2 separate regions of the Homo sapiens genome follow, and region 2 is linked to region 1. Evidence: read pairs that join two places in POLR2A ChIA-PET (ENCODE). Cell type or tissue: GM12878. All regions are shown on one strand. Each heading gives the region's core, and the rest is flanking DNA. Links, peaks and the distances in the headings are about the cores only.

Evidence for each region. ChIA-PET counts read pairs that join two places held together with the same protein. Peaks named below come from ENCODE experiments on the same cell type or tissue, not always from the same donor. Only the 100,000 strongest peaks of a DNase experiment are listed, where the experiment ranks them.
Region 2: POLR2A ChIA-PET joins it to region 1 with 5 read pairs; 2 of 35 experiments call an interaction of 5 or more read pairs at or near these places.

The regions. Positions count from the first base shown.
Region 1 is chr2:230,714,587-230,731,187 of GRCh38, reverse strand. The region is part of intron 1 of CAB39 (calcium binding protein 39); the gene reads right to left. It also overlaps the pseudogene BANF1P3. Among named protein-coding and RNA genes, the nearest start is that of CAB39, 10 kb to the right of the region's middle. RefSeq lists an enhancer at 9,501-10,024. In GM12878, for the core only: no CTCF peak of the experiment used is centred there; a DNase peak (open chromatin) is centred at 9,323; H3K4me3 peaks cover 1,553 bases; H3K27ac peaks cover 2,273 bases.
Region 2 is chr2:230,344,311-230,352,310 of GRCh38, reverse strand. The region is part of intron 2 of SP140L (SP140 nuclear body protein like); the gene reads right to left. Among named protein-coding and RNA genes, the nearest start is that of SP140L, 21 kb to the right of the region's middle. RefSeq lists an enhancer at 4,027-4,366. In GM12878, for the core only: no CTCF peak of the experiment used is centred there; a DNase peak (open chromatin) is centred at 4,150; H3K27ac peaks cover 875 bases.

The DNA of each region.
Region 1 (16,601 bases), core at 4,987-12,986:
ATTTAGCCACTATCTGATCTGGCTGTTCACTTGGCCAGTGTTTTAGCCTTTAACTTGCTTGAAAGGCAGCATGCTTTAAGGATTAAGACCATCTCTTATCAGACACCAGTTTAAATCCCAGCTCTGCTGTTTAGTAGAGGTATGAACCAAAATCTGGGGATAAAACATTGACCTTTTGTATCTCAATTAGTTATAAAATGACTGTTAAAATTTTAACATGAATAAAATGCCTAGGGCAGCATTTGAAACATAAAAGGAGCTTACTAATAAATGGCAGTTATCAGTTTGTATAAGCTTTTACTATACTGAGGTAAATGTCAACACTTCGGCCATCATCGCACAAATTTTTTTCACACATTTTTCTTAGTTCTTTTCTTCTATCACTCGACAGCAATGAAAATAAACCTGCTTTTTCATCCAATGGATATTCATATAAGTTTTCTTGGCCGGGCGCAGTGGCTCATGCCTGTAATCCCAGCACTTTGGGAGGCCGAGGCAGGTGGATCACCTGAGGTCAGCAGTTCGAGACCTGCCTGGCCAACATGATGGAACCCTGTCTCTACTAAAAATACAAAAATTAGCCGGGTGTGGTGGCAGGTGCCTATAATCCCAGCTACTCAGGAGGCTGAGGCAGGAAATCACTTGAACCCAGGAGGCGGAGGTTGCAGTGAGCCGAGGTCGCACCACTGCACTACAGCCTGGGGCACAAGAGCGAGACTTGGTCTCAAAAAAAAAAAAAAAAGAAAAGTTTTCTTCTAATGTATAGTTTTTAGTCATTCTCCCAACAGATATATTTTCATATAAAGGGTAGCTTAATTATCACAATTCATTTTCCCAAAGAATAACCAATCATTTAAAAATATTTTGCTCTAGCCTGGGCAACATGGTGAAACCCTGCAAAAACTACAAAAATTAACTCGGTGTGGTGGTGTGCACCTGCAGTCCCAGCTACTCGAGAGGCTGAGGTGAAAGATCACTTGAGCCTAGGAGGTCGAGGCTGAAGTGAACCATGATCGTGCCGCTGAACTCTAGCCTGGGTGACAGGGCAAGATTCTGTCTAAAATTATAAGAAAAAATTTTTTTCTAAATAATCCTTTTTCTCCACTAATGTGTGATGTTGCTTATGTAGCAGGCTCATATGTATCTTTTACTGTGTTCCATAAGTCAACTTTTTAAAATATCTGACAGTATTCTCTGGCCAATACTACACTGATTCAACCTGGAAAAATTTTCTCATTTGTTCTTAAGTCTTTTTTCACTTAAATTTATAGTTTTCTTTGTAAAAATCTCAAATATTTATAGATTTCCTCACCCTGGGCATTTCATTTTTTATTGCTATAATGAATGAGGTTTTCGCTCAAGATTTTTCATAGCCAAGTGCTACCAATTATTAAATATCTTTATGTGGTATAAAACCATCTTACTAAACTTTTTTTTTTTTTTTCCTTAAGACAGTTTCATTCTTGTTGTCCAAGCTGGAGATCTTGGCTAACTGCAACCTCCACCTCCCGGGTTCAAGCTGTTCTCCTGCCTCAGCCTCCTGAGTAGCTGGGATTACAGGCACATGCCACCACGCCCAGCTGATTTTTTTGTATTTTTAGTAGGGATGGGGTTTCACCATGTTGGCCAGGCTGGTTTGAACTCCTGACCTCAGGTGATCCACCCACCTCAGCCTCCCAAAGTGCTGGGGATTCCAGGCGTGAGCCACCACGCCGGGCACTAAACTCTTATTTTTAACTCTTGATTTGATTCTCTTGGTTTTCCCAGGTTTAAAATTGTGACTGTCTGCAAATACTGCTATATTCCACCAGTTTCCAATAGTTAAGTCTTTTATTTGATGTATTCTTGCACTGGCCAAGACATTATCAAACATCAGTGTTACTGGGCATCTTTGTTTTGTTTTCTGATTTCAAGTGTTCATAAAACAAGAAGAACTGTTTAACACTGCTATCTTGGCACATATTGGGATGATATAGCCAGAGGTTAAATACTAGCTGGTGCAAACCGCCCAAGGGTTCAAAACCAGGCTCTGTGGCTAATTTGCAACTAATCTTTGGGCAGACTATTTAACCTTTTGGCCTATATTTCATAATGTGTAAAATAAGCATAATCTCTTTCTTCAGGCTGAGGGGATTAATTGAGATAATGTAAGTGCTTAAAACACTTACTTGGCACACAGTAAATACCAGGTTTTGTCTTCTTTGACAATTTCATATTTAATTAGTTTTGCTGGTGTTTTACTTAGAATGTTCTTGGCTTCTGTATGTGCATCTGGGGCCGGGTGCAATGCTTCATGCCTGTAATTCCAGCATTTTGGGAGGACAAGGCAGGAGGACTGCTTGAGCCCAGGAGTTCGAGACCAATCTAGGAAACAAAATGAGATCCCGTCTCCACAAAAAATTTAAAAAATTATAGCTGGGTGTGGTGGCACATGCCTGTAGCCCTAGCTACTCAGGAGGCCAAGGCAGGAGGATTGCTTAAGCCTAGGGGTTCGGGGCTACAGTAAACTATGATTGCGCCACTGCACTCCAGAATGGGTGATAAAGCAAGACCCTGTCTCAAAAAAACATATAAAAGATAAATTGGGGCAGGGTGCGACGGCTCATGCCTATAATCCCAGCACTTTGGGAAGCTGAGGCAGGTGGATTGCTCTGAGCTCAGGCGTTCAAGACCAGCCTGGACAACATGGCAAAACACGATTTCTACAAAAATTAGCTGGGCATGGTGGCTCACCCCTGTAATCCCAGCTACTTGGGAGGCTGAGGCTGGAGAATCACTTGAACTTGGGTGGAAGAGTTGCAGTGAGCAGGAAAAAAAAAAAAGATAAATTTGGAATATAGTTTTCATCCTTTGTAATGTCTTACCAGGTTGCTGTTCTTATATTTTGTATTTTATTAGGTTTTTAAGAGTTTAGGCTAGTTTTTATTTATTTATTTATTTATTTATTTTTGAGACGGAGTCTCACTCTATCGCCCATGCTGGAGTGCAGTGGTGTGATTTCAGCTCACTGCAACCTCCACTTCCCAGGTTCAAGCAATTCTCCTGTCTCAGCCGCCGAGTAGCTGGGACTACAGGCGTGCGCCACCACACCCAGCTAATTTTTGTATTTTTAGTAGAGACTGGGTTTCACCATGTTGACCAGGCTGGTCTTGAACTCCTGACCTCAGGTGATCTTCCTGCCTCGGCCTCCCAAAGTGCTGGGATTCCAGGCGTGAGCCACCACACCTGGCCTGGGCTAGTTTTGTAACATGAATTTGGTATCTTTTGGTATTCTAGGATCTAGAATAAATCTAGTTTATGTTTTTTGAAACTTTTAAAGAGAACATATAATTTATATATGGGTATTTATGTTAGGTATATCATTTATATAAGAGTATATAATTTCTATGCTAACTGGGTCTGGAGCACTCCTTCCCCTAGCTGGTTGCGAGGGCATGGCCTTTAATATATATTTAATATATTCCATGAGTTAAGGCCAGGCACAGAGGCTTACACCTGTAATCGCAACACTTTAGGGAGGCCAAGGCAAATGGATCACTGGAGCCCAGTTCTGGACCAGCCTAGGCAACATAGCAAAACCCCATCTCTACAAAAAATACAAAAAAATTAGCTGGGTATGGTGGTGCACACCTGTAGTCCCAGCCACTCAGGAAGCTGAGGAGGGAGGATCACTCAAGCCCAGAAGGTTGAGGCTACAGTGAGCCAAGACTGCGCCACCGCACTCCAGCGTGGGTGATAGAGCAAGACCCTGTCTCAAAAAAAAAAAAAAAAGAAAAAGAAAAAAAAATACACACACACACACACACACACACACACACACACACGGTTAACAATCTATTCAAGTGCTCTACTTCTTAAATACATACTTATTTAAATATTTACACACATTTAAAATATCCCCCGCCCCTCCCTTTTAGCTTCCATAAGGGTACCCGCTTCCAATTTATATATATTTAAATATTTACATATATTATTAAATATGGTTAACAATCTATTCAAGTGTTCTACTTCTTAAGACAATTCTGAAAAGCAATCAGTTCCACCTTCATGATTAGCTCTTCCAAAGTTGTGCATGACACACAAATTTAGACCCAGTGTCTACAGTTACTTGGTCACTTTCTTCTGGATATACTCCTATGTCTTGTTCCTCTTCCCTCTCCGTATTTCTTATTATTCCTTCCTCTTCTCAATGATAACAAAAGCCTCCATAAAAGACAGTCTTTTGACCTTTTCAAACACCAAAGGGCATCAGCATACAATCTCGTATGCTAAGCACCCTGATTCCTGTCTTCCTTTCACTATATTTAAAAAGTCCGGGAGCTTCCATAAGATTAAAAAAGAAAAAACATTCCCCGCCCCTCCCTTTCAGCTTCTGTAGGGAAGGGTTGCCCTCTTTCCATCAACTCAGTTTCCAATCACTATGTGAACAAGACCAAGACTAGCCTTTGAGTAAATGAATAGGTTAGCAACAATCTTAAAGAACAGAAATGGATGATTTTAACAATATAAAAACAGAAGGTATTTACACTTTGCTGTTTACATACAGGAAGATGCTAACAGTTCCTAGTTCCTTCCTGCCTACATGGGAAGGTTAAGGCACAGGGATGCAGGCCACTGTACCTGTGACTAATGTGCCATATGTGACTTATGTGCCAAAGCATATTAGATAACTATAATGAACACAAGTAAAAGGATCCTATAAAAACATCAAAATGAGACCAGGTGCAGTGGCTCATGCCTGTAATCCCAGCACTTTGGGAGTCCGAAGTGGGCAGCTCACTTGAGGCCAGGAGTTCAAGACCAGCCTGGCCAACACAGCGAAACCCCATCTCTACTGGAAAAAAAAAAATACAAAAAATTAGCCGGGCATGGTAGCATGCACCTGTAATCCCAGCTACTCAGGAGGCTAAGGCACGAGAATTGCTTGAATCCAGGAGGCAGAGGTTGCAGTGAGCCGAGATCATGCCACTGCACTCCAGCCTAGGTAACAGAGAGAGACTCCGTCTAAAAAAAAAAATTAATTAAATTAAAAAGCAAAAACATCAAAATGACTTTCAAGTCCTAGAAAATATTCCAATTTAAATTGTGCAATTTAATATTTTCAGATAATCTCAAATATGGAAGAACTATGCATTCTTTCAGCAATCCTATCCTGCCCCATCCTTATCTCAGACATTTAATAGAATCCTACTAAAAAAGGAAATAGTTAATAAATAAATGGATGTAGCTTCTAGAAATCAACACTTAGCTAGGTATTCTGGCAATCAACATCAAGTGCAGTCTGATGATTTGTAGATTCCATCTTTTCCTTTTATGGAAAAACTGTACTTTTAACTTTCCTAATTTTCTTGCATGGCTCCATTTCATCACAGCTCCTCAAAGATCACTGACAGCAACTCAGTAAAGAGAAATGAAAGTTCTTTGTGTCCTGAGACATCAAACATCCTGACCAGGAGACTTGACCTCATCTGTTTCTGTATCAGAAATGTCCTATGTTCCAGGATGATTCTACATTCCAGTATCATGTGGTAGAGGCAGCATGGTAGGTTGCAAGTTCAAGCTCTGTGACCTGGGTTTCAAATCTAGGACCCCTTTCTACATGTATAACTTCGGGCCAATTACACAATTTGCTTGGTTTTCCCCATTACTTACCTAAAAATATGAGGACAAAATTTGATATTAAAAAGGGCTGTTAAAAGATTAAACGGGAGGTATCCGCAGGAGTGGCCGGGTGGCGGGAGGAACCGTTACGGGAACTGAAGTTGCGGATTAAGCCTGATCAAGATGACAACCTCCCAAAAGCACCGAGACTTCGTGGCAGAGCCCATGGGGGAGAAGCCAGTGGGGAGCCTGGCTGGGATTGGTGAAGTCCTGGGCAAGAAGCTGGAGGAAAGGGGCTTTGACAAGGCCTACGTTGTCCTTGGCCAGTTTCTGGTGCTAAAGAAAGATGAAGACCTCTACCGGGAATGGCTGAAAGACACTTGTGGCGCCAGCGCCAAGCAGTCCCGGGACTGCCTTCGAGAGTGGTGCGACGCCTTCTTGTGATGCTCTCTGGGAAGCTCTCAATCCCCAGCCCTCAACCAGAGTTTGCAGCCGAGTAGGGACTCCTCCCCTGTCCTCTACGAAGGAAAAGATTGCTATTGTTGTACTCACCTCCGACGTACTCCGGGGTCTTTTGGGAGTTTTCTCCCCTAACCATTTCAACTTTTTTTTGGATTCTCGCTCTTGCATGCCTCCCCCGTCCTTTTTCCCTTGCCAGTTCCCTGGTGACAGTTACCAGCTTTCCTGAATGGATTCCCGGCCCCATCCCTCACCCCCACCCTCACTTTCAATCCGTTTGATACCATTTGGCTCCTTTTTTGGCACAACAGTCACTGTCCTTGTAAAGTTTTTTAGATCAATAAAGTCAGTGGCTTTCAAAAAAAAAAAAAAAAAAGATTAAACGAGGTAAACTACTCATAGAGGTTTTTTTTTTTTTTTTTTTGGTGAGCGTGTGTGTTTTTTTTAGATGGAGTTTCACTCTTTGTTGCCCAGGCTGGAGTGCAATGGCGCGATCTTGGCTCACCGCAACCTCCGCCTCCAGGGTTCAAGTGATTCTCCTGCCTCAGCCTCCCAAGTAGCTGGGATTATAGGCATGTGCCACCATGCCCGGCTAATTTTGTATTTTTAGTGGAGGCGGGATTTCTCCATGTTGGTCAGGCTGGTCTCGAACTCCTGACCTCAGGTGATCCGCCCACCTCGGCCTCCCAAAGTGCTGGGATTACAGGGGCGAGCCACCGTGCCCGGCCCATAGAGGTCTTAAACAATGTATCAGCAGCTAACATACCTGTGCTAAAACATACCTGTGCTATGTTAGCAATTATTTACTTTTTACCACATGCCTCCTGTTCACACAAGTACAGAATCTTTATGCCTTTATGCTATCTTCTTTTTTTTTTTTTTTGAGACAGTCTTGGTCTGTCACCCAGGCTGGAGTGCAGTGGCGCAATCTCGGCGCGCTGCAACCTCCACCTCCCGGGTTCAAGCAATTCTTATGCCTCAGCCTCCCAAGTAGCTAGGATTACAGGTGTGCGTCACCACACTCAGCTAATTTTTGTATTTTTAGCAGAGACAGGGTTTCACCATGTTGCCCAGGCTGGTCTCAAACTCCTAAAGGCCTCAAGGGATCCACCAACCTCAGCCTCCCAAAGTGTTGGAATTACAGGTGCGAGCCACCACGCCAGACCCTCTTTATGCTATTTGCATACTGAATTGGTATGTGGCGGTGACGCTGATTGGAACCTCTTATTTCAGCAACTTCAGGTCACACTGAAGACAAACTGGGGAATAAAAGAAACAAACTGAGAAACACCTCAAATTGCCTCAGTAGTGACATTAATATATGAAGTAGCCAGCTATGTTTGAGATAATGGGAACCCTTGGCCAAACAATGCACCAGGGCATGGAGAGGGCAGGGCAAGACATACGCTGAGTTCTTTCTCCTCCTACCCTCTCTAATCTTCTGCCCAGGGCTTCCATTGGCTAAACCCAACCAAAGCCCAACCAGTAGGCAGGGGGTTCTGGGTGCCATGGTGACAGCATGGTCCTTCAAGGACAGTGTGGGGCACTAAAAGGAGCAAAAGGGTCTGGGAGGTGAGACAACTGGAGGATCAGCTCAAAGGCAACACACTCCAGGAACGTAGAGATGAAGACACACCTACTGCAGAAGGGGCAGCAAGATTTCTCTGATGTGGCAAGAATGTTGAATCAGAGACTTGCTTGTCTTCCTGTGTTTGGGGGAGGTTCAACCTTAACATTTAAGTGGGGTGGGTTCAGGAAGCCCACAGCAGAGAAATTAAAATGAAGTGTTTAAACCAGAAAGAAAAAAAAAAAGATAATGGGAAATCAGGCTCCCACTATCGTAAATCCCCTGTAAATGTCCCTTTTCTTAGGTCAGGACACAAAATTAAACCCCCAATGGCAATATAAAATATTGAGGATGGGCAAACTCACCAAACCTGCAGAAACGTGGATAAAACAGGAAACAGTAACTTTTATTTTTTTATTTTAATGAATTAAAACTACAAGAAAGCTAAATTAATAGGTTACAGGTATGAACATATTTGTATTTAATTACATGCTTATAAAGATTTTTAAAAAAGGCTTGAAAAGCTGCTAAAGTATTCATTCTTTTAACAAAATTGAAAATTAAGAAAGTTAAAAAGGAATAGTTTTAAAACTATATAATAATATAGCATAAAGCTCGGCAACCGAGAGTCAATTTGCAACTGAGACAAAACAACTTTAAGTGGCTCCTTTTCGCTATTTTTAAAACTTACTATTTCAGAGGGCTGAGATCACAACAAATGATACATCCAACTAGAGATCAAGAGTCTAGCTTTACTTGGAGGTTGCTTAAACACTTCTAAAGTCTTAAAATATTTTTCAAAGTACGTATAGTACAGCAGAAAGAATTTGAGACTTCAGCCATCATAAAAGCTAAAATGTATTGGACACTTACAGCACACTATCAGACACGCTATGCATGGCATTCTTACTGAATCCTCACAACTACTTTATGTATAGGTTCTATTATTGCTATGTTACAAATGAGAAAGCTGAGGAAAAAGAGGCATTAAACACCCTGCCCAACAACACACAACCAAGGTTTAAATCCAGAATTTATGGCCAGAGTCCCTCCCATCTCATCTCTACACTGAGCTTTAGTTTTCTCACTTATAAAACAGTTTGGAGCTGGGCAAGGTGGCTCAAGCCTGTAATCCCAGCATTCTGGGATGCTGAGGCAGGAGGATCGCTTGAGCCCAGGAGTTTGAGGCCAGCCTGGGCAATATAGTGAGACCCCGTCTCTACAAAAAATATTTTTTAAATAGAAAAATGAAAGTTTGTATGGTATATTCTCACTCTAACTAAGTTTATAAATTCATGTAACCTTGTAGTGTCTCTCAAATTGCATGCTGATTTTAGTAGTTCATAAAAAGCATTAAGAAATAAAATAGAAAGTATTAGAATGCATTCTATGTAGTAAGACCTAAGTACTGTTTCATGAAATTTCTTTTTCAGTTTTGAGAGTGTGTGTATGTGTTGGGTCACTGGTCAAAAATATAATTTCTCACTGCAGGCTGAAATTAAAAAAAAAAAAAAAGGCTTGGTGAAAGCCACTACAATCTTAGTTGAATTCCAACTGACAAAAAATTATCATCCGAATTAGTAAGTAAATGCTTTGAATGCCATACTAGTAAGTATGCAAATAAGAGGGTTTCCTAACCTGTGTTCCAGTAGAACCTTTCTTCAAGATGTTTGTGGGTATTTCCTGGGGGGGAGGGTGTGTTCTTTTGACCAAATAAACTTGAAGGAAGGAAATATAATGTGCAGTATTTCTCAATTTGCCAATACACACTACTAAAAACTCTGACAAGCTCTGCAGAAAAACAGTAACACAATCACCATCAAAAATAAAACTCTGTTTAACTATGTTTAACCCAGTGTTTTCCCAAGTTGAAATCTCACCCTGGAACCTCTCCTACAAACAACTAATCTCTCTAAGACTGGCAGTCTACAAAACACAATTTGGGAAACACGGCTTTACGTGGAACTTATCTGCGAAAAGGGGATCCTCATAACCTTCAATTATCATGGTATGTAAATCACTTTCAAATAAGCACAAATATAGCTGAGATAAAAAGATAAACAGAAAAAATTGTATTTTGGTTAAGTATTTCATCTCTGTTAAGCAAGTTTGCTTTTTCTTTTTTCTTTTGAGATGGAGTTTCCCTCTGTTGCCCAGGCTGGAGCGCAGTGGCACTATCTTGGCTCACTGCAACCTCCACCCCCAGGGCTCAAGCGATTCTCCTGCCTCAGCCTTCTAAGTAGCTGGGATTACAGGCACCTGACACCATGCCCAGCTAATTTTTGTATTTTTAGTAGAGACATGGTTTCGCCACGTTGGCCAGGCAGGTCTTGAACTCCTGACCTTAAGTGATCTGCCCACCTTGGTCTCCCAAAGTGCTGGGATTACAGGCACGAGCCACCATGCTGGCTGCAAAAGTTTTCTTATACTACCACACAGCTGTATCATTTAATATTTATAGAAAGAACGTATTATTATACTCTGAAAACATGAGGTGGGGAAGAGGGGAGGGAAGATAAATTTTAAAAGGTAAGAAACAAAAATCCTCTATCCAAATAAATTACAATCTAGAGACACGAAACTTACATACATAGGAAAAACTTATAACTCACCAATGCTGAACAGCGATGAAACCATACTGTAACTAGAGAGATGGGAGCCAAAAGAGTATCTACATGGGTCATGTTAACGGCCTGAGTTTCTGTCTCCCTGCTATAGAATCTAAAAGTAAATGAACTGGCTGGCTGATGATATGCCATCAAAGCAGGAAAAAACTTGTTTACTGAGCTCCTTGAGGCCTGGCCTTTAGTACCTAGCATAAGGGGCATTAAAAACTGCTTAAGCCTGGCGCGGTGGCTCACGCCTGTAACCCCAGCACTTTGGGAGGCCGAGGTGGGCGGATCACAAGGTCAGGAGTTCAAGACCAGCCTGGCCAACATGGTGAAACCCCGTCTAAAATTAGCCATGCATGGTGGCGCGCACCTGTAATCCCAGCTACTCGGGAAGCTGAGGTAGGAGAATCGCTTGAACCCGGGAGGCGGAGGTTGCAGTGAGCCGAGATCACGCCATTGCACTCCAGCCTGGGCGACAGAGGGAGACTCCATCCTGGGAAACAAACAAACAAACAACTTGTGGACCAAATTAATAATAGACATTTGAGGATGTATGAATGCTAATGGGTGGTGAATATCACCCTTATCTCTTACCAGTGATAGAATCCCGAGCTGCAAAGAACCCTGTGATCTAAGCCAGGATGCCACCTTTACATAGGTAGGGGATTAATACCAACCACAGCCAAAGCATGTTCTTTACATTCCCAAATTTAATTCTACATTTTTGGTTCTTTCTTTCCCACTCTCATTGCCTTTTGTTAATGTTTTTCCTTCCCCTAAAACACACAACTCGCCCAACTTTACAACACAATTGTGACAACGAAACTGATGTGAGGCTTGAGGACTTGTTAATAAATAGACTGACTTACTAAGCTTGTACTTTACAACCATAAAACATTTAGTTCTTAACTATTTATTCATAAGCACAAAGGTAGAACATTTGAAAATACACATTTTGATGTTATTCTCATTACCCTAAGCAGAGAACTTCAGTACTGTGAAATAACACTACCATCTGACCAACTGGGAGAAAAAAGGTTAAAGCACAGTCACATGCCATAAAGTACTCAGACTGCAAGACCACCAGCAAAAGGGGAGGGAACCAGTGCAGGAGAAAAAGGCAAGTCAGAAGCCTACATACAAATCACTGAAAATAAGGGTAAGAGAATTTAAGGGGTTTTCAATCTGGGGCCCTTGGTATAATAATGGGATGACTGAAGCCCAGAGAGATGGAGTTACTTGTACAGAGTGACAACATAATTAGCCATGGAGTCAGGACCCAGCCCAGATCTTTCGATTCCCAGGCTTCTGTGTTTCCCACTGTAACACAGGCCTCCCATCTTCTCTACAAGAATAATGTAGAAATTAAATACTATCTACTGGCCTAACTAAACTATAAGCCACTAATCAAATTATGACTATACAACGAAAGCATTTATAATAAACCATCTCTTTTAGATTGTAATGTGGTTACTGCTTGGAAACCTATTAAAATCCAAATTCGGATCTATTTATAAACCTCCATTCTAAAATACTAATTCAAAACTGCTCAGCAAGGAAAATAAAATTATTTCATGAGGGAGTCATACCCTATTTCAGGGAGCACATATTTTGAAGTGAGGCAGACCTGAGTTCAAATTCTGGCTCAACTGTGCAATGTTTGTGTTATCCTGGACAAACCCTCCACTTTGGTTTCCCATCAATGATGTTGGGGACAATACTACCTAAGAGGTTTGCCCAACATTTAGTGGACCTAAACGGTAATTTGTTCCCCCAAGCTAACTAATTTTTGTTAATTTTCCTTGATTCTTTGTCTATTTCGACTTCTAACTTCATACACGCCTCCCAAATCACTTGCCAGCTACATCACAAATATTATGAATATTAGTATATTAAACCTTAAAAAAGAATTATATGACAAAGAACATTTAATATATTTTGAATACAACCTTTGTAAATGTTAGTGAAAAGGTCCAAAAGAAGACATTACTGCATAAAGTATGATACTTAATTCAAGTAAACTGGACAAAGAATGAAGAAAACCAGGCTCCAGATTCAGTCCTGTGGCTAATAAGCCATAAAACCCTAGAAAAGAGACTTCACTTTGCAGAAAGCTACACCTGTTACTGCTCAAAGTGAACCAAACTCTGCTCTAGTTACGGTGGGCCTCAGTGTTCCCACCTGCAGAAAGAACCATTCTGCCTAGGTTGTTTCTGAAGTTCTAAAGTTTCTCCCCCCTGGAAAAGCCTATCATGAGCATCACAAAACTTATGTCTAGGCATCTGATACACGGCAGCACATCAGATGTAGCAACTCATTTAATCGTCCTACAACCCTCTCAGATATGGTCTACTATTACCATCCAAGGAATTCAAGCTAGACAGAAGGAACTTAAGGTTATAGAGCCCACAGCAGAGGAATGAGGGTTCAAAATCTAGGCAGTCTGGCTGCACCTGCGCTTTTAACCACTGGCTAACACTACCTCTCCAAATTCTATAAACCTAAAAGCGGGCCTTAACTACAGACATGTAAACAGAAACCTGTCCAAGTATTTCTTCCTAGTGCCTCAATACAGCTGATATATAATCTACTGTGGAGGGAGACAACAGTGACTAGCATGTTAATAGTCAGTACACTGTAAAGAGCAAGTTACAGTTCATGAGACAAGATCACAAAGTAGGAACTTAATTAAGATCAAGATACACAATGTATGTTTTGTTTCTCAAATGTATTACCAAATAAAGTGTGTGATCTTTTAACAGTATCATACTTCCGTGGTCCTCAACAATTTTTGCTGGATAATGCTCCCAAAGAATAATTACCATATAAAAACAAACTGCCACTAAATAATGGCTAGATTTTCCCCATCTTTGAAACATGCATATGAATACACACATAAACAAGCAAACACAATCTATAACTTAAACACTATATTCTGAGTACCAAGACAAAAGCTATTAAAGATCATACAAATAGGTATGCACTGGATATGGTCAACATGAAGGGCCAAGGCAGGATTTACCTCCCTCCTTTGGAGCCACTTCACACCCGAATGACCTCCCGCAATTCTCTGCATGCCATCCTGCCTTCCTCTGCAGGCTTAACATCACAGCTGCTATAAACCACAATTCTGCTGTCCCCTCACCCCTTCTGTTTTAAAAGTTAAAAGCACAGTGGGACTGGGAAGCTCAGTGAGACAGAAATGGCACAACACCCCCCAAAAATGCAGATGGCAACTAGCTGTTAACCTGATTTCATCACCACCAGTCTATGATCTGCCACCTAGGCCTGTAGTAACTCTTCTCATAATCCTCGGAGGGCCTGAGAAACAGAGGCAGAACACTGATCATTTTATTCACAGACTGTTCTACTCTACAAATGGTGACGGCAGAAGTATTTGCTTCACTTTGCTCTGCCCCCATATTCCGGACTGTAGAGATGAGGGGAGTTGAGTCCAGTCTCTCTTTCTCACTGCAAGACACCCTTGCAGGAGAATTTTTTAAAAAGTAGTGGTTGGGATCCGGTCGGAAAGTCACTAAGGGCACAGAACGTACGAACTCTCACACAGCTCAATTCCTTCTGTAATTAAAGAAGGCTCTAATACAAGTCTTCTTACAATGGCCAAAAGATACTGATGACTAAATTGCTATGCAAATTTAGATTACCTGACTTCATAATAATGCCAGATCTTTACACCTCAGTAATAACAAGTCACAAGTAATTTAACCCAGAGATTCAGATTTGATATTTTTTCCCCACAATTTTATCAAAGTGTGTAAAAAAAAATGTTTACCAGTTTTTCTGTTATCCAAATTAATCCACCTTCCACAGTCCCATTTCTGTAACATGTAAAGACGTTCATAAAATCAAATGCCCAATTAAAAGAAGCAATGAAAAAGAGGAAAATGAATTTTTATTTTTATTATTTTTATTTTATATATACATTTTTTGAGATGGGGTATCACTCTGTCACCTCAGGCTGCAATGCAGTGATCAAAATTCACTGAGGCTGCAAATTCCTGGGCTCAGGCAATCCCTCCTGCCTCAGCCTCTTGAGTAGCTAGGACAACAGGCACACACACCACCATGCCCGGCTAATTTTTTATTTTTGTGGATATAGGGTCTTGCTATGTTGCTCAGATCGGCCTCCAACTCTTGGGCTCAAGCAATCCTCCCACCTTGGCCTCCCAAAGCACTGGGATTATAGGAGTGAGCTACCCCGCTCGGCCTGACCTTTTAAAATAGGGCTGGAGGCCAGTGTGGTCAGGCCTATAATCCCAGTGCTTTGGGAGGCTGGGGCAGGAGGATGGCATAAGCCCAGGAGTTCAAGACCAGCCTGGGCAACAGAATGAGACACCATCTCTTTTAATTAAAACATTTTTTAAATTAAAAAATAAAATAGAGCTGGAATAGAAACAATGCCAGAAAGGTAAACAAAAGACAATACCTGAAACAAAATTCGTCCTACTACTGAATTTTATTTTTGGGGGTTGGGGAGGTTGGATTTGTGTATTTTCATGGCAGATGGCTAAACTGTGAGTGATTAGTCATCAATCTGGAAAAAAGGCTCTTGGGAAAGTATGGCAATAACTAAAGAAATCTGTAATCCCACAAAAGTTGATCAAAACAGAAAACTTTAGTAAATATTCCAAGGTAATAAAGACCCTGTGTGGCATACGTATTTGCAATATACAAACATTCAAATAAAATCAAGTTACCAAACCCCATACTTATACTGGACTTTCTTAGCAGTTCTTCTACATTAACTTTAGGAAACGTATACAGCCTTACTCAGCATCTTACTTCATACGTGATGAAACAGAAACAGAGATCTTATTAATACACCTTAGAATGTAAAATACATGGGAAAAAACTGACTTAGTACAAGAACCTGAAGTAGAAAATGCTAATGAAGGGAAGTAAGCTGCCTTGAAATAAAAAAACAGATATCCAGGCAAGCGTGGTGGCTCACGCCTGTAATCCCTGCACTTTGGGAGGACAAGGCGAGATTACTTGAGCCCAGCAGTTCAAGACCAGCCTGGGAAACATGGCAAGACCCTGTCTCTATAAAAATACAAAAATTAGCCGGATGTGATGGTACGAGCCTGTGGTCCCGTCTACAGGAGGCTGAGGTGAGAGGATGGCTTGAGCCCAGGAGGTTGAGGTTGCAGTGAGCCATGTTCGCACCACTGCACTCCGGCCTGAGCGACCGAGTGAGAACCTGTCTCAAAAAACAAAACAAAACCAAAAAGGCAAATACCACCCATTTGTTATAGTAGCAAACCATTTCATGAAATATTCTATGCTTATATCCAGCCTGAGTCTTCGTGATGTCATGTTCAAAAAATAGTTAACCTATATGGATGGCCCTAGTGTAGAGACTATTTTTCAGGAGCGAAGTGGGGAGTGGGAAGGGACACTGCATCGCCGTCTGTGGGGGATGGTATACCAGCCATGACAGTAATCTTTTGACAACATCCCTTTAAAAGTCCATTCACTCCTATAGCAGAGATCTGTGTGCTTTCTTCCTCTTCCACACCTCATGACAACACACATCCTGCCAAGAAAAACTTTATTCAACAAGCAAGAGGATCCAAGTCTTACAGAGAAAGAAACATACTTCAAACAAGAAACTTTCAGAAAAAGTTCTGTCCACACTAGTAGTTATTAAGCCTAACTACTGCATTTCATCTGAGGTAAATAATACAACCTTGTCAGGAAAACATAACATGCTTAGAAGACTTCCATTGTTGAGTAAAAATTTTTTATATGAAGATATTTAATGACAAGAAAAGCTTAATAAGAGATGTGTGTGTGTATACATATGCATACAATATATTTCATTATGCAAAGAAAAAATACACAGAAAAAGACTGGAAAGAAAATACGCAAAAATGTTAGCAGTAACCAAATCTAAGTGGTAAGATTATAGAAAATGTTTTAAAGATTTTCTAGCACTCCCTGAATTTTGGAAGCTTTGACAAAGATCATGTATTATTTTGAAAAGCAGAAAATTTTTAAACTGCAAAAAGGTGGCATTCACTTGTCATACACGCAAACAAGTGCAAGCTTACAAAACTTAGGCCCTAAGCTGCTTTCACAGATCGTATATTCTAGATTTCGAATACAGCTGCTAATTACTTCCTAACAATTTGAACAAACTACAAAATAAAGCTAAACACTTTCACTTCTGGCTCTACTATAAAGATTTCATAATAAAATAAAATATAAAAACAAAGTTTTACCTTTCTGTAAAAGGTCTACGTCTGGCTTTCTACAGCAGAATATTACTAACCATTTTTTAAAAATCATCAATTTATGTTATTTTACACAAATGCCACCTCAAAGAATGTAGGTTTAGC
Region 2 (8,000 bases), core at 1-8,000, 370 kb after region 1:
TTTCTTTTTAAATTACCCTGTCTCATGTAGTTCTTTGTAGCAGTATGAGAATGAACTAATACACCAAGGAGTATGAATAAAAAATAGACATATAAAACTTACTAGTTCTTATTTGGAAAGACATAAGTTAAAAAAAATACTCAGACTAAATAGCAAATACACATGTATATATTTATAAACATCTTAAAGGTATAAGAACTATAAAAATTTTATTGAAGGAAATTAAATAAGATCTAAATAAATGGAGATATATAAAATGCTCCCAATTAGAAAAAAAGTAGTAATTTTAAAACATCAATTTTTCTGAAATTATTATGTAAGTATGGTGTGCTTGCAACCAGAAACCCCATTAAAACTGAATAAAGCCCAAGTGTGGTGGATAATGCCTGTAGTCCCAGCACTCTGGGACGCTGGCGCGGGTGGATCACTTGAGTTCAGGAGTTCAAGACAAGTCTGGGTAACATGACAAAAGGCTCTCTCTACAAAAAATACAAAAATTAGCCAGATGTGGTGATGTGCACCTATAGATCTAACTACTTGAGTGGCTGAGGCAGGAGGATCACTTCAGCTGGTGAGGTCAGGGTTATAGTAAGCCGAGGTCACACCACTGCACTCTGGGCTGGGTGACAGTGAGACTCCGTCTCGAAAAAAAACCTGGATAAAATAATGTAAATATTGAAATGACAGAATATATGAGTCAATAAAGAACAATTTGAGATGAGAATAGTTAAAGGAAGATTTCTCTTAATCGATTTAAATGTTCTTAAAAAGCAATACAGATATAAAAGACAGTGTAGAAAAACATTCTCAATATGTATGACAAAGGGTTAATATACCTGATATTAATAGGCAAAGACTAAAGTCTGCTAATAAAAAATAACAAACAATCCCTCCAACATGGACCTGAACAGGCAGCTTAAATAAAAGAAAATTAAAATGTCCAATACACATATGAATACGTTAAAACTAAAACATCAATGAGAAACCATTTCTCACTCATTAGATTGGCAAACACAATTTCATTAGTGACACTATGCCATGTGGGAGAAGATTCAGAGAAACAGACACTCATGGCTGGTGTGAGCATGAATTACTGCAGCCTTTTCAGAAAAGATTTGGCAACATCCGCTAAATTTTAAAATATACTACAGACTGACTGACCCAGCAGATCCAGCTTTTGGAATCTACCCTATATAAATAAAAAGATCAACATGTATCCTATAGAAACAAGAACTGCAGAACTTTCAATGCTCTCCATTTCTTCAAGAGTGAAACCCAGATCCTTACACTGTTCAAAGGTAATGTAATGATCCAACCTTCTCTCCTCTCCCCTTGATCACTTCTGCCTGGTCACACTCACCTATTTGTTGTTTCTTGACTAACCAGACATACTCTAGCCTTAGGGAATTGATATTGACTGTTTCTTCTGCCTAGCATAGATATATGTATCTATGCAGTGAACTAATTTCCTTGTCTCTTTTTGATCCTTGATTCACTATTACCTTCTCAATGAGATTTTCTTTGACCAACCTATCTAAAATCACAACCACAATCCCCCATCCTGCCCCCATACTCCCAATCCCCTCATCTGCCTCTCTTTTTTCCATGCTCTTGTCAATCCCTAACGTCTTAAATAAATTACACATTTGTTTGTTTATTGTTTATCATCTTCTTCATTGTCTCTCTTCTCCCAAAAATATGTATGCCATAAGGGCAGTGGCATCTGTTTTGTCCATTGATTTTTCTTGAGTACCTGATATACACAAGGTGTTCAATAAGTATTTGTTGACTACATTCTCATAAATACAGAAGTATTTATTGAAGCATTGTTTTTAGTAGCAAAACGACAACAACAACAACAACAACTCCACAATAACACATACCTCTAAACCTGAAAATAACCTGATTGCCCATTTGGCAGAATGGTTGAGTGCATTATCATAAATGTACACTGTTGAAATATTACATAGCTATTTAATTGTAGCAATTTGGGTTGAAGGTAATAGTTTTGCTGTTCCATGAAAACATCATGTTCAGATTAATACATTATGATCCCATTTTTATATAAATTAAACAAAAAAGTCTTTCATTTGTATATAAAATTCAGAATAAATAATAGGGAAGGCATGAAACGACTACACCCCAGGTGTTAACACTGGCTTAGTGGACAGTTTCAGGGTTCTAACCAGATCCCTTCAGATCTTTCTTTTTACCATTTTTTTGGGTAACATCAGAGGAAAGAGAAATAATAAACAAATAGAATAAGACTTTAGAGTAAGTATATTTATTTTATTTTATTTTTGAGATGGAGTCTCTCTCTGTCCCCCAGGCTGGAGTGCAGTGGCTTGATCTCGGCTCACTGCAACCTCTGCCCCCTGGATTCAAGCAATTCTCCTGCCTCAGCCATCCTAGTAGCTGGAATTACAGGCATGTGCTACCACTCCTGGCTAATTTTTGTACTTTTAGTAGAGACGGGGTTTTGCCATGTTGGCCAGGTTGATCTCAAACTCCTGACCTCGAGTGATCTGCCCACCTCTGCCTCCCAAAGTGCTGGGTTTACAGACATGAGCCACTGTGCCCAGCCTAGAGTAAGTATATTTAGTACCCCCATAACTTATTCAATGATATTGTTTCTATAAAACAACCAACTAGTAAACTTAGAAATGTAAAAATTGAGTTTTCAAATTCAAAATTAAAGGTAGGCAAAATAATAAAACATTTAGGAATGAACAAACAGAATGCAAGACTTGTATGCTGAAAATGACAAAACATTACTAGAGAAATTAACAATCTAAATAAATAGAGATACCCATGTTCATGGATTGGAAGACTCAATATATTTAACCTGGCAATTCTCTCCAAATTGACCTATAAACTCAATGTGATTCCTATCAAAATTCCAAATGGCTTTTCTGAAGAAATTGAGAAGCTAATCCTAAAATTTATATGGAATTGCAAGAACCCAGAATAGCCAAAACAATCTATAAAAAGAAGAAAAAAGTTGGAAGATTTATACTTTCTTATTTCAACACTTATTATAAAGCTACCCATATCAAGACAGTTATTGTACTGGTATAATTCAGTGAAACAGAGATGAGAGTGCAGAAAAAATCCTTGTGGTTTCAGCAATTGATTTTCAACAAAAGTGCCAAGGCAATTAAATGAGGAAAAGATAGTCTTTTCAACAAATACTACAAGTAGAATTGCATAGATACACACAAAAATACAAATGTAGACTCTTACCTCACATCATATACATGAATCAACTAAAAATGGATCATGGATCTAAATGTAAGAGCAGGGCTGGCTTCATGAGCATGCATCCTGTGCAGTCACAAATGACTCTGTGCTTAGTTTAGTGTTCTGCTTTCACTGTTCTGAAATCCTTAATAACTTGTGAGCAAGGATCCCCCATTTTTATTTTTCACTGGGTTCCCCAAATTATGTAGTAATCTTCTAAAAGAGCAAAAATGGCAGGACTTTTGTAAGAAAATAAAGACAAAAATCTTTGTGACTTTAGGTTAAATGAAGAGTTAGCTACAACATCAAAAGCATGATCCTTAAAATAATAAAGTGATAAGCTGAAATTTAACAAAACTGAAATCTTTTGTGTTTCAAGTATACTGTTAAGAAAAAGAAAAGACTAGGCACAGTCTGGGAGAAAATATTAGCCAATTATATTTTCAATAAACTACTTATATTCAGGTATGTAAAGAATTCTGACAGCTCTATAAGAAGATAACCCAATTTAAAAATGGGCAAATGATTTGAACAGATATTTCTCCGAAAGACACATGGAAGATAATAAAGACAAGAAGAGATGCTCAGTATCATTAGTCATTAGAGAAAAGCAAATTCAAACCACAACAAAATACTAATATGCATTCATTGGAATGGCTATAAACACATACAATAACAAGTTTTAGCAAAGATGTGGAAAAACTGGAACCCTTACACATTGCTATGAAATGGTCTTCTGGAAACAGTGTACGATAGATTTTGTGAAAGTTAACTATCACGTTACTGTTACTATAATGTTACTATATTCGCATGCAAGTCTTTGTGTGGATATACGTTTTCATTTCTAGGTAGATGTTTAGCAGTTAAATTCTTGAGTCATACAGTTTCACTTTGACTGTGTTGCTCCTCCCCAAGGCTGGCAAAGTGCCATATCAAGAGGGTTTTCCTGAGCCCAAAGTTTCTCCAGTGGGGAAAAGAGAGCCTGAGGAGGACATCCAGCTTCTGTAGCATTCTGTGCTACATCTTAGGAGGCCCACTTCTGTCTTGTCTCATGGGAAACAAAGAGGAAATCAGTGGGGCTAGACCACCTGTGTTTGACCAGAAATGAAGAAGTGAGGGCAGGGTTCACAGTGGCCAGTGCATGGATCACCATGCTGGTACTGTGTTCCTGCCATCAGCACCCTAGCAGAGAGCTCAGCCAGCAGCTCTGCCCAACTGCAGAGGCAAGCTGGTGACCCTATTTGGCCAGGGAGCATAGTCAGCAATTCTAACTGGCTTGGGTGCCTAGTCAGCAATCCAGGCCAGCTACAGGGTTTAGCTTTCTGTCTTGTTGGACCAGGGAACCCCCAAAGAGATTCTGCCCAGCCTCAAAGCCTAACATACGTCCTTGACCACGCAGGTAATCGAGCCAGCCACTCTGCCTAACTACAGAGTATGGCCTCTAGCCTTGCTAACCAGGAAGCCCAAATAGTAACCCTGCCCAGCCTCAGTGGCCAGCCAGCGACCTGCATGGACAGTAAACAAAGCCAAGGACACCTCCCAACTGAGGGGCACAGCCTGCAGTTCTGCCTAACCAGGGATTCCAGAGAATGATCCCATCTGACAGAGGAGCCCAGCTTGCAGCAAGCTGGGGCATAGCCTGTGGCCCCACCAAACCCAGGTACCTGATAACAATACTGATTGACACTGAAGCACAGCCAGTGGTTCTACTCTGGAAGAGAACCCAGACAGTGACTCAACCCAACTGCAAAACACAGCCTGCAACCCTGATTAATCACAGAGCCTAACCTGTGGTCCCACTGAACAGTAGCTTGAGGTCTTGTTCCATCTCAGAAGCCAGCCAGTAGCCCTGCCCAACCAAAGAGTCCAACCAAAACACTCAACAAACCATACAGGCGAGCCAGTGGCCCCAGCAAACACCAGAGCACAGGCAATAATCCTGCACAACTAGAGATCTCAAAAGCAAACTGTGACTATTCATGGATGCTACCAGCTGACCTGTCCAGATCTCCAGGAAACACTGACTACTAAAGGGCTTTCCATGCCAAAGCAAACCTATAAAGGTTGGAAGAGGTTACTTCTTCCTCAAATGTACAGACACTAATGTGAGGATACAAGGATCATAAAAAATCAGCAAAAAATAAAACCCCTAAAAGAAATTAATAAGCTCTAACAACTGACTCTAAAGAAATGAAGGTCTATGAGCTAACTGACATTCAGAATAATTCTCTTTAAAAAGTTCGGTGAACTACAAGAGAACACAGATGGACAACTCAACAAAATCAGAAAACAATATATAAACAAAATATAATGCCAATAAAAAATAGGAACCATTAAACAAACCCCCAGAAATCCTAGATCTAAAAAATACAATGACTGAACTGAACAATTTAACAGAAAATTCCAACAGCTTACTTAAGCAGAAGAAAGAATCAGTGAACTGAAAGAGAAGTCATTTGAAATTATCTACTTAGAGGAGCAAAAAGAACAAAGAATGAAAATGAGTGAAAAAAAGCCTATTGTGTTTATGGGACACCATCAAGTGAAACAACATACAAATTATGGAAATTACAGAAGAAGAGAGAAAGAAAAATGAGCAGAAAGTCAATTTAAAGAAGTAATGACTAAAAACTTCCCAAATTTGGGGAGAGAAATGGACATTTATGTTCTTGAGGCCCAAAGTTCCCCAAACAGGTTCAACAATACAATTCTACACCAATAAGTATTATAATTAAATTATCAAAAGACAAAAAGATAATTTTGAAAGCAGCAAGGAAAGCATAACTTATCACAAAAAATGGAGCCCTCATAAGACTAACAGTAAAGTTTTCAGTGGAAACCTCCTCTTCTCAGCCCAGGAGAGATTAGGGTGACACATTCAAAATATTGAAAGAAAAAAAACTGCCAACCAAGAGTGTTACACTTGGTAAATCTATCTATCTTAAATGAAGGCGTGATAAAGGTTTTTCCAAAAAAACAAAAGTTGAAGGAGTTCATCATCAGTAGACTTGTCTTACAAGAACTGCTAAAGTGAGTTCTAGTTCTTCAAGCTGCAATGAGATGGTATTAGTTAACAACATAACAATATATAAATATACAAAACTCACCAGTAAAGGTAAAATTTAGTCAAAGTCAGAAATCTCTTATATTGTAATGATTGTGCATAAATCACTTTCAATTCTAGCATAAAAATTAAAAATCAAACATTTAAATAAGTATAACTATAGTAATTTGGTTTTAGATATCCAATATAAAAATATGTAAATTGTAACATTAGTCAATTAAAATATGAGGGAGGAGAGAAACAAAAGTGTAGAGTTTTATATGTGGTTGAAGTTGTTAGCTTAAAATCAGATGATATAGCTATAAGATATTTTATGTAAGCCTCACAGTAACCACAAAGGAGAAAGGAGTCAAAGCATATCACTTTAAAATTCATCAACTCACAAAGGAATGCCACAAGAAAAAAAGAAAGGAAAAAAAAAAAAGAACTACAAAACAGCCAGAATACAAATTACAAAACAGCCAGAATACAAATAACAAAACAGCAATAGTAAGTTCTCACCTATCAATAAATGGATTAAATTCTCCAATCAAAAGAAATAGAGTACCTGAATGGATTATGAAAACCCCACAAGATCCAACAAGTTGCTGCATGTAAGAGACTCATGGTAGGTTTAAGAACACATGTAGGCTGAAGGTGAAGGTATGGAAAAAGATATCCAATGCAAAAAGTGACCAAACGAAAGCAGTGGTAACTATCTTTATGTTGGACAAAATACACATTAAGTAAAAAATGGCCACATAAGACAAAGAGGGTCAATATATAAGGATAAAGGGGCCAATTCATCAAGAGGATATAACAGTTGTAAATATTTTGACAATAGCATTGGAATACCTAAATAGCTAAAGCAAATACTAACCAATCTGAAAGGAGGAAGAAACAGCAATACAATAATAGTAAGGGACTTTAATACCTCACCCTTAACAATGACAGATGAATCAGACAGAAAATCATAAGGATTTTGATCTTGAACCAGACTTTAGATCAAATGGACCTAAAAGACATATACAGAACATTTCACTGAACAGCAGCAAAACACATATTCTACTCAAGTGTACATGTTAGGCCACAAAAGAAGTCTTAATAAATTCAAGAAGACTGAAATCATACCAAGTGCTTTTCTGACCACAGTGGTATGAAACTCGAAATCCATAACAGGAGGAAATTCAGAGAATTCATAAATTCTGTAAGGTATACATAAATAATGTAGGGAAGTTAAACAATACATTCTTGAATATCCAATAGGTCAAAGAAGAAGCCAAAAGGGTAATTTAAAAATATTATGAGGCAAACAAAAATGAAAACAAAACACTATGGAAAGGAAGCACTAAATATGGAAAGGAAAAACCATTACCAGCCACTACAAAAACACACTGAAGTACACAGCGCAGTGACACTATGAAGCAACCACATAAACTAGTCTGCAAAATAACCAGCTAGCATCATGGTGGCAGGATCAAATTCACACATAACAATACTAACCTCAAATGTAAATGGGCTAAATGCCCCAGTTAAAGAAACCACAGAATGGCAAACTGGATAAAGAGCCATGACCCATCGGTATGCCATCTTCAAGAGACCTATCTCATGTGCAAAGATACACATAGGCTCAAAACCAAGGGATGGAGGAAAATTTACCAAGCAAATAGAAAACAGTAAAATGCAGGAGTTTTGATCCTAGTTTCTGACAGAACAG